3 separate regions of the Homo sapiens genome follow, and all the other regions are linked to region 1. The links are chromatin loops, found by intact Hi-C in ENCODE. Cell type or tissue: chondrocyte. All regions are shown on one strand. Region 1 holds the start of LOC124900681 (a long non-coding RNA gene). Region 2 overlaps LOC102723675 (a long non-coding RNA gene). Region 3 overlaps SEPSECS (Sep (O-phosphoserine) tRNA:Sec (selenocysteine) tRNA synthase).

Region 1 (4,000 bases):
AACAAATAGATGATGGGATAACACAGACAGAATGAACTTCCATTGGTGTGAATGTGGGACCTGAGCTAAAATCAGGGAATCAGTGAGTGGCTGCAGGAACAGAATGTTAACTTGGGCTAACGTATGTATGAAAAGCAGTTTACAAAGTGGACATTTCTATAATGCTCTGTATAAATGTTATTTAGATAGGAAGCCTAAGAAAACACAGGCATTGGGCCTAATTTAATATTTTCTGGTCTCTTTACATTTAATGTTTATAGGGGTGGGACTGCAAGGGGATTGAATTAGGGGCAGTATGAAGAATTCCTCCCTTCTTTTTCTCAGCCAGGAGACACAGGAAACAATAGAGGGAACAATGGAGAAGCCCCTTTATTCAATATTGGTGAGATCAGCACCAATTTCGATAACTGAATAGAACTTCTGTGTGCCTAATACTTTAAAAAAACTATTGTAAGTTTGAAGCCAGGTCAGTCAGCATTATTTGGGCCTGAAGTTAGTACGTAAAATTTCATCTTTCAATGTTCTCTCCAACATCAATTTTTAGAAAAAATATATCCCCCCCTTATAAAAATCTACAGTGGCCAGTGTGGTTAGGCACCACTGATTTGAAACAGCATTCTTCACCAATCCAGAAAAGAGGATGGTGACCTATTTTTTTTTTAAAGATCATTTGACATGCCTTTGAAAAATAAGTCAATCTCAGAAAAAGAAAACAGGTATTTAGCCAGAAATGTTTTCTGAATTTCTACCAGGAGGCATGCTATTCGCAAGGATGAAGGAACTGTCTTTCTAGAGCCATTCTTTGCTCCTGTTTTATTTCCCCTCTGAAATCACTAGCCGACGTTTCTGACATCACTGGGTTGCTGTGGAAATGTTTATTTCACAGAGGATTTCGACCTCCAGTGGGGAATTTACAAGTGGAAGTGTGAACTCTTGGAAAAACACAATTGGTTTGAATAAAAATAGGCAGCATTTGGAAACGGGATTCAGAAAGAAAACAATATAAACTGCCTTTAAGAGGTTGTTTCAAGTCTTCCTGCAAGGATTCAAATACTTTTAAGAGCATCTTACACAGATATGCTGGTTTTTATTTAAATTTTACTTTCTATAAATATCTGTATAAAGAGTAAGGGGAAGCAAGTAAAGAATGTCTTCTTGCAGAAAAAAAAAAAACACACCTTTCAGCCACCCAATTATTAAGACTGAAAGATTTGGTTCTAAAATACCATTTTGTGAGGAGAGAGAGAAAGACGACATTATATCCGTTTACATTTTTATATCATATAATGGACTTTAGAGAATAGCTCCCTTTAAATAATTGTGACTCAAGGGGCCTGAGTTTTAGTGCAGAAGCTACAAAATCCATTTTCGTTTTAAACTGTTAAATCAACAGAACGCCAAACTAGAGCCTTTCTTCCTGCTGGGGCAGTATTGTCCCCTAAATCCACTTTCCAGTCCTCTCAGCCTAGCCTAGTTTGATGTAGCATTGACTTAGCTTAACTACAGCAACCGGCAAAAGGAAGTGGGTTTGCATTTGGAATGGGAGGAGGCAGGCACCGGTGTGTCTGTGCCTGCGTGGACACGCGCGCGGGGGGGCTGGAGGGATCGCGAAAGCAAGAAAAGCGGGACATAGCAACTATGTGAAAATAATTTTCCAGTGGCTGGAAGAGGGGTCTCTGCATGGAAAAGCAATTTTAGGAATAAAAAAAAAAATCTTCAAACAGGGCGGAAGGAAGGCTTGCCAGGAGGTTGCCGGACGTAGCGGGGGGGTGGGCGCCTGTGTTTTTCCTCGAGCATTTTTCCTCTTCCCGGGCTCAGGGCGGCCCACTCCCCACCCATCCATCCACCTGCCCGCGGCCTCACCCGCGCCCCCTGCCGTCCCGGGACGCGCATGGCCCGGCGGCTATGGCGAGGAGGTCGGAGAAGGCGGCCGGCCGGCCGCGGGCTGCAAAAGGTCTGGCGGCGTGGTCTGATTTAGTGGCCGGGGCTGTAGTACAGGCTGTCCCCGGCAGCCGGCGGAGTCAGCGCGCCCACGTGACGGCCCCGGCTCTCCGGTGAGCTCCCCAAACAGACGCACACCCAGCCACACGCGCGCGCTCGCGCGCGCGCACACACAACACACACACACACACACACACGCACGCACCCCCGCGCGCACACGCCCGCCCGCTCGCGCTGCCTCTGCGCCTCCATCCCGGCTCGCTCATTATCTCGCCCTCTCGCTTCCCCTGCGGTCTCTCGCTCTGCGCGCACACACCACACACACGCACACGCACACACACGCGCGCACACACGCAGCCGGCACAGGCGGCGGCGGCGGCTGCCCAAGTCAGGACGAACCTATCTAGGTACCGTCTTGAGAAGGCGGCAGCGGCGGCGGCGGCGGCGGCGGCGGCAGCCCGAGCATCCCTCCTCTCCCGGAGAGGGAGCACCGCCGAGAGTTTCCGTTCCCTTTGCCATTCCCTTCCCCCTCCTTTTCTTTTATTTTCGAGAGAATTTCTTCTTGGCTTATTGGTTTAATTTGATTTTTAAAATTTTGGGTTGCTTTTGTGTATGTGTGCTTTTTTTTTCTTTCCTCATTTTATTTGCATCCAGAGCATGGCGGGCTGCGGGCTGTCGGAAGACACCCTCTTCTCTTCCTTCTTTTACAACTACGGCTCCTCCTGGGAAACCCCTTCCAACCAGGTAAGGGGTGGCTCGGTGCCGGGCGGCGTCGCGCCCCTTGCCCCCTGCCGCGCGCTCACTTGGTACTTGGTGGGGAGGCAGAGGCTCGGGAGGGGGTGGGGAGGATGGGGGGCCAAGTGGGTCGCACTGTCTGGGTCAGCGCCAACCGGCGAGAGGAGATACCCCCCCTTCCCCCATCGCTAGCTTTCCAGTCTCCAGGTTCTGTCGCGTTCCTCCCGTGCCCAATCTGCCATCGACACCTTCCCCCACCACCTCCCAGCCCAGCGGGAACCCGAGAAAGAGGCAGGAGCCGGCGCGTTACCCCGAACAACTCCAGGCAGAACCAGGGAACTCGAGCGCAACCTTCCCCAAGTCGCCGCGGGCGCCGCGCCCCTGTGCGCCCGGCGCCTACCCGCCTTCCAGTTGCGCCGAGGGGCTGCAGAGCCGCAAGCCCCCCGCGACGTGCTGTCCCCCCTCCACTCCCCTCGGGGCCCGAGCCGCCTCTTTCCCTAAAATGGCTGCAATCTCAAGTAGAGGCGTCCCCTGACCCGCGGAGGTGGGGGGGGTGGGGTGCAGAGTGGAGCCTCCGCTCCTCCTGACCCCGCGCCTCCCCTGGGGCACAGAAGCACCCCACAAACACACTTAACTTTGATGACTGTGCAATGCAGTCCGGCTGCATCGTGCCCTAGACGCTCCACGCCGCCGGCCTGTAGGTGTGCGTGTCGGTGTGACTCGGGGGGCCCAGGGACGCTGGGGGTAGACGCCGGAAGGGGGGCGTGGAAGGAGATGGATGTCAGCGGGCCACTGGTAACCTGGAGAGACAGGCATGTGCTCAGGGTCTAGGGGTGAAAAAGCTATTCTGGGAGCTGGAGCGAGAAATAGAGAGAGGAAAAATGCCTTTTAATTAAATAACTGTTGTAGTCTGCTGCCCCCACCGCTTGTTGGTGAAAGTCTACAGGCATCTGTCATCTCCAAACTACGCGGGGAAGTAGAGCTGGGGTCGAGGGAGGGGAGGCATGTGTGTACGTGTATGCGTGTGTGTGTGTGTGCACGCGGGTGTGTGTCTGTGTGTGGGTGTGCGCGCGCGCTCGCGTGTCTGGGCTGGGGAAAGTTGGGGCCAGAGGAGCGGTGGAGGAGCAATGGTGAAAGGCATTAGCTACTCGGTGGGCGGTCCAGGGCGCCGGGGATTCCCGGGCCCCGCGGAGCGCGCACCGCGGGGGGAGCTGGCCCGCTAGGGGTGGGGGGTGTCGAGGAAAAGAGCTCCGTTCAGCCCGGCTCGCCTGGCCTCCGCGGCGCCTCTCCTCCGGAGCCCGCCAGCCAGCCTCGGCCGCTTGCG
Region 2 (4,000 bases), 520 kb before region 1:
AGCCAAATCTGTCTCTCCGTATGCTTTGTAAATAAAGTTTTATTGGAATTCAGTATTGCACATCCACTTATCTATCATCTGTGGCTGCTTTTGTGCTTCAGTGGCAGAGTTGAGCAGGTACAATAGAGATTCTAGGACTCCAAGGCCTAAAATATTTATTCTCTAGCTTTTCATAGAAAATATTTGCTGGCTTCTCTTCTAAACGATATAAATCTGTTATTATTATTTTTCATGTGAAGAAAATGAAGCCCTGAAAGGCTAAGTAAGCAAGAGTCAAACAGCAAGTGAGTAGCTCAGCTGGGTTCAAACCCAGAACTGTCAGACTTTCCTATTCAGAGCAAATAGTGTCTTAGATATACCAGACTAGGAAATGAAGTCAAGCCATACATTTACTCACACTCCACTCAAACATGCAAAAAAGTAAGCTTCTGTATTTTTTGTCTAACTGACCTAATTTTTTTCTGGACCCCCTAGCACTGGATAGTAAGTAAACCAGGCATAGACCAACCCAGTAATGTCAATCTAATCTAACAATTTCAGTAGTCCTATTAGACCATTCAGGCTGTTTTGAGTTAAATAGTCAGTTTTTCAGATTTCCACCATCTTCAGCTTCTCTTGCAAGAGAACTTTTAGGGTCCTTGTGGCAGTGGGGATAGGGTGGGATGGGGAAGGGTTTTTACGTGCGTATAGTATCTTCTGGACACACTCCGTCTTCTGCCCTGTTCTGATTTGGTCTCCGACCTCAGGACCACTGAGGTCTGGTTGATCCTATCTAATCTTGCTGAGTAACTTTGGCCAGGAACTTCTCATCTGAAAAGTGGGGATCATAATAGTGCTTACCTCCCAAGGCTAATTCAAAAATTAAATATGAGATAATAAATGGAAAGCACTTAGACAAGCCTGACATTTAATAAGTATTCAATATGGGTCAATATCATTGTTGTTGGCCAGGACCCATCACTGGATCTTGGCCATTTGCTCTCGTCGTAGGAAATGACTGAGTGGACTCTGTCCCCTGGCAGGACGCTCTGCCAACCCTTTCAGCCCCTCCAGGTCTCCTCAGCAGGGCATGTAAATGAGATCCTATGCAGCCAAAAGTGCTGCGTCTGCCATAGTCATTGCCCCTACATTGTGTCATGTTGAAAGGGGCTGCTTAGTGGGCTTATCCTGGACATTCTGCACATCCATCTGGGACTCACAGGGAAGCATGTCTCTGGCTCTGCAGAGTTTCTGGCCCTCCCCTTCCCTCTGGAACACACCCCCCACATCCAGAGCCTTGGCCATTCTTTCTCTGCTTTCTCAGCCTGGCTCCTCTTCCTCTCACAATCTCTTGGACTGGAAGGAATAGACTTCTCATTTCCTTGTCATACCATGGCTTCTTTCTCCTCTGTCTCATAGTAAAACTCTACGATCTAGGCAGCCAGGCTCTAATGTAGTAATGAGAGGAAGGGAGTTTAGAAAATCCTCTGTTGACAGTGCCCAGCTATCAAGACCATTGTCTTGTTAAAGAGGTCAAGGAAGGCAGCCTAGAGACTCCAGCTGGTTAATGGCCTCTTTCTTCTGGGTAGAACTTGCCCTTTTCTTCCCTGGGGCAACTGGGAATGATTATCCCCACTGGAGAAGCATTCTGGCAGATCCACTAGGTGGGGATGTTGTAGAAGGGAACTGAGTAGCAGATGTCTGGCCTAAATGTCCTCCAAGGTCCTTCCTAGCTGAGGGCACATGAGCCAGTGTTATGACTTATGGAGAGCCAAGGGTGCTTCTGGCTTTCTAGCCTGGGGACAGGACTCTGAACTCTGGTTTTTCTATTACCCCCAGGAATACTGCAGGTCCAGTCTAGGGGCTTCTAAGTGCAGGTACAGCCCTGAGAAGTGGCTGAATGCCCCTGTTTCAGGGCCTACTTCACAAGGTGCTGAGATACACACTTTCAGTTGGCTAGTCATGCTTATGCTTTCCCAGGTTGGAACCTGGAAACAGCCAGCAGGTGCAAAGGTGGGGTGAAGAAAAATCTATACAAATAAATAAATGTTTCTATCTATTAGGGCATCATGTAAAAATGCCCAAATGAACAGTCATCAAACATGGAGGGAATGTTAGAAAAAGCCTGTTTTACATTCTGTGCTGGTATTGTGCACTTTGGGGGCTCCTCAAAGGGACAGGCAGAGGCAGACATCCTTCAGAGAGGTTCTGAAGCCCATGTGAAGACCAGTTGGAGGAAACATGCCAAGTTGATTAAGCTGATGTAGATGCAGAAAGCCAGCTGCAGTTTCAAATATGAGCTACAAATTAAAATTCAATTATGCAGGTGTCACAGGCTGTATTTTCCAAATTTGGCCCCAGCAACACCTCCCATCCCAGTGCTTAAATCTGGGTGGGCTTGTGGCTCATTTGTAACCAATAAGATGCAACAAAAGTGGTGCTATGACTTCCTAAGCTGGGTTATTACAGATGAATTAGGTCTTTTTGTGGCATGACAAATGACCACAAACTTAGTGGCTCACCAAAACATTAGTATATCACACTCTCTGTGGGTCAGAAATCTGGGTATAGCTTAGCTGCATTCTCTGCTCAGGATCTCCCAAGGACAGAATCCAGGTGTGGTCTTGGCTGTGTTCTTATCTGAAGGCTCAACTAGGGAAGAAGCCATTTTCATGTTCCCTCAGGTTTTGGCCGGAATTTATTTCCTTATGACTGTGGAATTTGTGGCAGCTGATTTCTTCAAGACAAGTGTATTATTTTTCTAGGGCTTCCATAACAAAATGTCACAGTTTTGGGGTGGCTTAAACAACAGACATTTATTTTCTCACAGTTCCAGAGGCTAGAAATCTGAGATCAAAGTGTTGGCAGATTCAGTTCTTTTGTAAGCCTGTCTCCCTGGCTTACAGATGGGTGTTTTCTCGCTATGTCCTCACATGGTCTTTCCTCTGTGTGCACACATCCCTGGTGTCTCTCCATCTTCTTTGTTATAAGGACACCAATCAGATTGGATTAAGATCCACTCTGACAGTCTCCTTTTAACATAATCACCACTTTTAAAGTCCTATCTCCAAACACAGTCATATTCTGAGGTACTGGAGGTTAGGTCTTCAACATATGAATTTGGTGGTGGTGGCGGAGCAATCCAGCCCATAATAGCAAGCAATGGAGACAGAGAGAGAGAGAGAGAGAGAGAGAGAGAGAGAGAGAGATTGAATTTCTGCTGCTTGGATTCTTTCACTACAGGGAAGATCTAGATCTTCTTTTGAGGCCATATGATTAGCTCAGGCCCGTTCAGGATTATCTCCCTTTTGATTAACTCACATTAACTGATTAGGGGCCTTAATTACACCTGTGATCCCCTTACACCACTGCCATATCACATACACATAATCACAAGTGTGACATCCCATTCCCTTGCCATATTTGATTGGTTAGAATCGAGTCACAGTTCCTGCCAACCTCAAGGTGAGGCAGTTATATAGAGTGCAGATTCTAAGGGGAGAAATCATGGGGGCCTCCCTAGGGAGTGTCTACCACAAAAGGTGTTGCAACCTCAGTTTTCTTTCCTGGAGCACTCGCCTGGAGCTCTGTGCTACCCATGTCAGTGGTCTTACTGTCCTGAGGCCTCTGTGATGTGAGGAAGCCCAACGTAGCCCATACAGAGACCTCAAGGAGGGGCCCTGAGACTAAATGAAGAGAGAGGGAGATTCCTGGGCAGCCTCTACTGCTCCAGCTATGGTCTGACCATGGAGCCTGAGAGACTTAAAGCCAACCTGCCAAGGTCTTCCCAAATTACTGGCCAATAGAAACAATGAGAGCTAATGAAATAACTATGGTTTTAAGCCACTGCTTTTTGGGGTCATTCATTATGCAGCAATAGTAACCAGAACAGCAGGCATTCCAAGTGGGACGTCACTCCTTGTATTGATAACTCTATGGGACGAGCATCATAGGGAATTTACTTAGCAGCCTCTCCTGCCTCCTACCACCCATATTCCCTAACCCCTTACTTGTTTATTTT
Region 3 (4,000 bases), 670 kb before region 1:
GCAACTTTGCCTGTTCAGAATTTGAGAGAAGTAGGTATTACTACTGTTTATTCACAAACCCAATTGTCACTTCATTCAACAAATACTTTCTGGGTTCCTGCTTGTGTACCAGGCACCAGGGTAGGAACTGGAGATGCAATAGTGAATCCAACAAAATCTTTAACCCTCATAGAGCATTCTATTTTTTGTGCGAAAGCAGAGAGTAAACCTTGAGTATGACAAGTCTTGGATAAATGCTCTGGTATTTGGGGAGGATGGATATCATTAGATGGAGTGATCTAGGAAGCACTCTTCAAGAAGTACATGTGAGTGGAGCTCTGAATGATGCAGGAGGAAGCTTTGCAGCTCTCTAGAGAGAGAGATTCCAGTCAGAAGCTAACAGCCAAGACTCTGAGGCAGGAGCGTGCTTGGAATATGTGAGAAATAGCAAGGAGGCCAGTATGGCTGAACCATAATGAACAAGGTGAACAGTGGTTGTAGAGCTTTGAGGTGTGTTAAGGGTTTGGGATTTTGTTTTTGGTATGATCATTGGCCATGGAAGGATTTCAAGCAGGAAAGAGTGACATGCTATGTGGGAAATAGACTGTAGGGAGGCAAGAGTGGAAGGCTGTTGCAGCAACCCATATGAGATTTTTTGGTGGCTTTGGCCAGGGTGGTAGTTGTGAAGGTGGTAATAAATGCTTTTATTCAGATGTATTTTGAGAGTGGATTTTAGAGCATATACTGATGACTTAGATGTAGCTGAAAAAGGGGGTCTTGTACCATTTCTGAGATTGGGTCTGGCCTGTTTGTTTTCTTGCCACAGAATGTGCTGCCTTTTAAATGCTTTCTGTGTTTTAGTGATGGAAGGGTTCTAGCAAAGTCTGGTGCATTGATTCCTCTAGTACTTCTGCTTCCAGTTTAGGTTCCTGTTTCTCTCAGGAGGCCTTGGACAGTACTAAAATGTTAATACAAAGGCAACTCTGACTGTCCACTTATCTTTATATGCTGCTACTTCGCATGTTTTCCAGTTTTTTTTATTCTGTTAGTCTTATATGCATCTCTCTATTTTCCTGTGATATGGTGAGATTTTCTCTGATCATGGTTTATTAGGAAATTAGAAAGAAGAGGAAGAGGAAGGTTAAGATTTGAACAGTTGTATAATGGCCTCCAGAGCAGCTGCTCCTCTTCCCTGCTTCGGCTGCTTCCACCTGTTGCCTGGATCTGGACTCTGAGATTAGGCCAGCTATCTGCTCCTTCTGTTCTCCCTCAGATAGCAAGGTGTGAAAATGAAGGTCAAATATGGTTATAATATTAATAGGAATACAGATTGTGAATACAGATTGAAAATCTGTGGCTACAGATAAAGAAAAAGACTATGTTAGTTGTAATTTAGACAGTATCTCTATTTTTAAGAGGAGAAAATTGAAGCACATTAGACAGAAAGTTGGATGAGGACCGAACTTAGTTTTACATTTCTAGTAGGTAAGTATTCAATTTTTCACCGGAATATTAGATTTTCACTGGAAGTTCATTTGCAGTGGAATGAAATCTAAGTTTATAATATTAGGGAGCATGAGTTATGTAGAAACATTGCTTCTAGAATTGCCAAGAGTATACAAATAAAACTTCCATTAAGTGATGTTAAAAGTAAAACTTTGCATTTGTTTTTTATCTGAGTGCTTAAAATGGTCATACAGGTAGTAGATTGTCCAAGCATTAAAGAGAGGCACATGTATAATTAACTGTTTGGCAACTCGGATGGCTATAGTCCATTAGGTTATGGTGGCCACCCTCGAACTCACAGAGGATGTTTAAAACCACTTAATAGTTATAGGACCCATTGTAGACATTTGTTGTCAAAAAAAGGAGCACAGATGAGAGGCATGGGATGAATCCATTCTTTCTTATCAAATTTTAAGGTGTAAAGCTTTGTTTCATTAAAGTTCCCACCTGAGCTGATACTGAAACCGTGCTTGCCTCACAGAGTTGTTATGAAGATTAAATGATTTATGTGTGAAAGCAGGTTGTAAACTTAAAGTTGCACATATAAGGAGCACCATTAAAAATTTTGGTTTAATACTTAAAAACATTTTCTTGGCACTATTACAAAGAAAATAAAAATAAAATTTTTCAATTGTTTTTTCCATGCATTGTTTTAATGGTGTTTATTTTTATTCTAAGGTAGAGTTGACAAAAATTGTATATATTTACAGTGTACAATTTGATGTTTTGATGCATGTATATATTGTAAAATGGTTAAATCAGGCTAATATATTAATTAACTCAAATAGTTATAATTTTTTGTTGTGGTATTTGTTTGTTAATAGCAGTTGTCTGTTTTCCTAGCAACTAATATGTAATATCATATTGATTCCAGGGGGCTCGAGTTGGTAGAATAGATGCTTTTGTTCAGAGCTTGGACAAAAATTTTATGGTTCCAGTAGGTGGTGCTATAATTGCTGGCTTTAATGATTCATTCATTCAGGAAATCAGCAAGATGTATCCAGGTAAATAAATAAGTTGCTTTTCAGAAAAAGTAGCTAACAAACAAAAATCCATTTGTACATAGGCTATTGTAGTAAATCTTAATTTCCAAAGCTACCCCCCCACCACAGTCTTAATGTAACTTATCCTTCTTATTTCAGGAAGAGCTTCAGCTTCACCTTCTTTAGATGTCCTTATTACTTTATTGTCACTTGGATCAAATGGCTATAAGAAGCTACTAAAAGAAAGAAAGGTAAGCTTTCCCTTTAGGTGTCGAATAACATTCTTGACTAGAACTGTGCTCCAAATCATTGGTGTTTTCTGCCTGTTGGTTTCTTGCACTGGGAGGGAGACATCTAGTATGGTCCGATAGTATTTATTCAGATCTGGAACCACCATAGGTGGTTTCCTATTACTTTTTGTCAGCCTGTCTATCCAGATATTACGAGGAATCTGGGTTAGGTGATTTTGCTTTTATTTATTTACTTTTTAGAAACTCCTGCATTAGGGACTCTTATTCAATAAAATTCAATTCATTTATCACTTAAAGGTACTTAAAGGTAGAAGCTCTTAAAAGACAAATGGATAAGTCATCTTTTTAGTTTTTGGAAACTTGAAAATTGTTTAGGAGTGAGATGTCAGTCACAAGAGGAAGAATCAGGTCAGAAGTTAGCTCTATCTTTTTTTTTTTTTTTTTTTTGAGCGGAGTCTTGGGTTGGAGTGCAATGGCACGATCTTGGCTCACTGCAACCTCCGCCTCCCAGGTTCAAACCATTCTTCTGCCTCAGCCTCCCGAGTAGCTGGGATTACAAGCGCCCGCCACCACACCCGACTAATTTTTTGTATTTTTAGTAGAGACGGGGTTTCACTATGTTGGCTAGGCTGATCTCCAACTCCTGACCTCGTGATCCACCCGCCTCAGCCTCCCAAAGTGCTGGGATTACAGACGTTACCCACCACGCCTGGCCTATTTCTTGTCATTATTGAACGCTGAACTCATTGGTTATATTGGTTATGAAAAGAAGTTACATTTATATTTGAAAACATGACTTTATCTCCAACACAACTAGCTTAATTCAGGACACCTCCAAAAGACAGAGCTTGTATAGCTAGGGCAGGCAGTGTTTTATTCATCTTCTATCTGGGAGAGAGTGAGTCCTCTGGTGCAGTTTTTAAATCTGATAACTTTCTAGCACTTAACAACAATTGTAGTCCCTTATATTTATAATAGTACTTTATATATTCTAAAGCATTTTCATATGTATTATCTCATAGATGATCTCATAGCCTTAGGATGAATACATAACAAGTTTAAAAATCTTGTGCTCTGTTTTACCCCAGTCTTCCTTCCCCTACTAATTCATTCCATGGGATAGTAATTGTTTAATTGTGAGGACATTTCTTAAGATTTATGTGATATAGGAAAAGATGCTCAATGTCATTAGTAATTAGGGAAATGCAAATTTAAAACCACAATGAAATACCACTACACACCTTTTAGAATGGCTAATGTACCGAAATATGCAACAAGATA

The links. Hi-C counts contacts between places; a loop is a spot of excess contacts. Peaks named below come from ENCODE experiments on the same cell type or tissue, not always from the same donor. Only the 100,000 strongest peaks of a DNase experiment are listed, where the experiment ranks them.
Region 2: a loop joins it to region 1, with 2.7 times the contacts of the local background. A loop is called at or near these places in 35 of 110 quality-filtered maps.
Region 3: it touches region 1 in a loop (4-fold over the local background); 30 of 110 quality-filtered maps call a loop at or near these places.

What each region holds. Positions count from the first base shown.
Region 1 is chr4:24,471,060-24,475,059 of GRCh38, reverse strand. It overlaps LOC124900681 (a long non-coding RNA gene), which reads right to left and starts at 1,796. Exons shown (of 2, transcript XR_007058077.1): 1 at 1-1,796. It also overlaps a transcript of PPARGC1A not described here. RefSeq lists a silencer at 1,803-1,942 and an enhancer at 3,324-3,825. In chondrocyte, CTCF peaks have their summits at 1,649, 1,865 (motif pointing left), 3,406 and 3,605; DNase peaks (open chromatin) are centred at 2,149, 3,209 and 3,760.
Region 2 is chr4:24,986,544-24,990,543 of GRCh38, reverse strand. All of the region lies in intron 1 of LOC102723675 (a long non-coding RNA gene), which reads right to left. Among named protein-coding and RNA genes, the nearest start is that of LGI2, 42 kb to the left of the region's middle. In chondrocyte, CTCF peaks have their summits at 1,430 and 1,631; no DNase peak of the experiment used is centred here.
Region 3 is chr4:25,143,493-25,147,492 of GRCh38, reverse strand. It overlaps SEPSECS (Sep (O-phosphoserine) tRNA:Sec (selenocysteine) tRNA synthase), which reads left to right. Exons shown (of 11, transcript NM_016955.4): 7 at 2,360-2,489; 8 at 2,628-2,719. Among named protein-coding and RNA genes, the nearest start is that of SEPSECS, 15 kb to the left of the region's middle. In chondrocyte, CTCF peaks have their summits at 2,222 and 2,424 (motif pointing right); no DNase peak of the experiment used is centred here.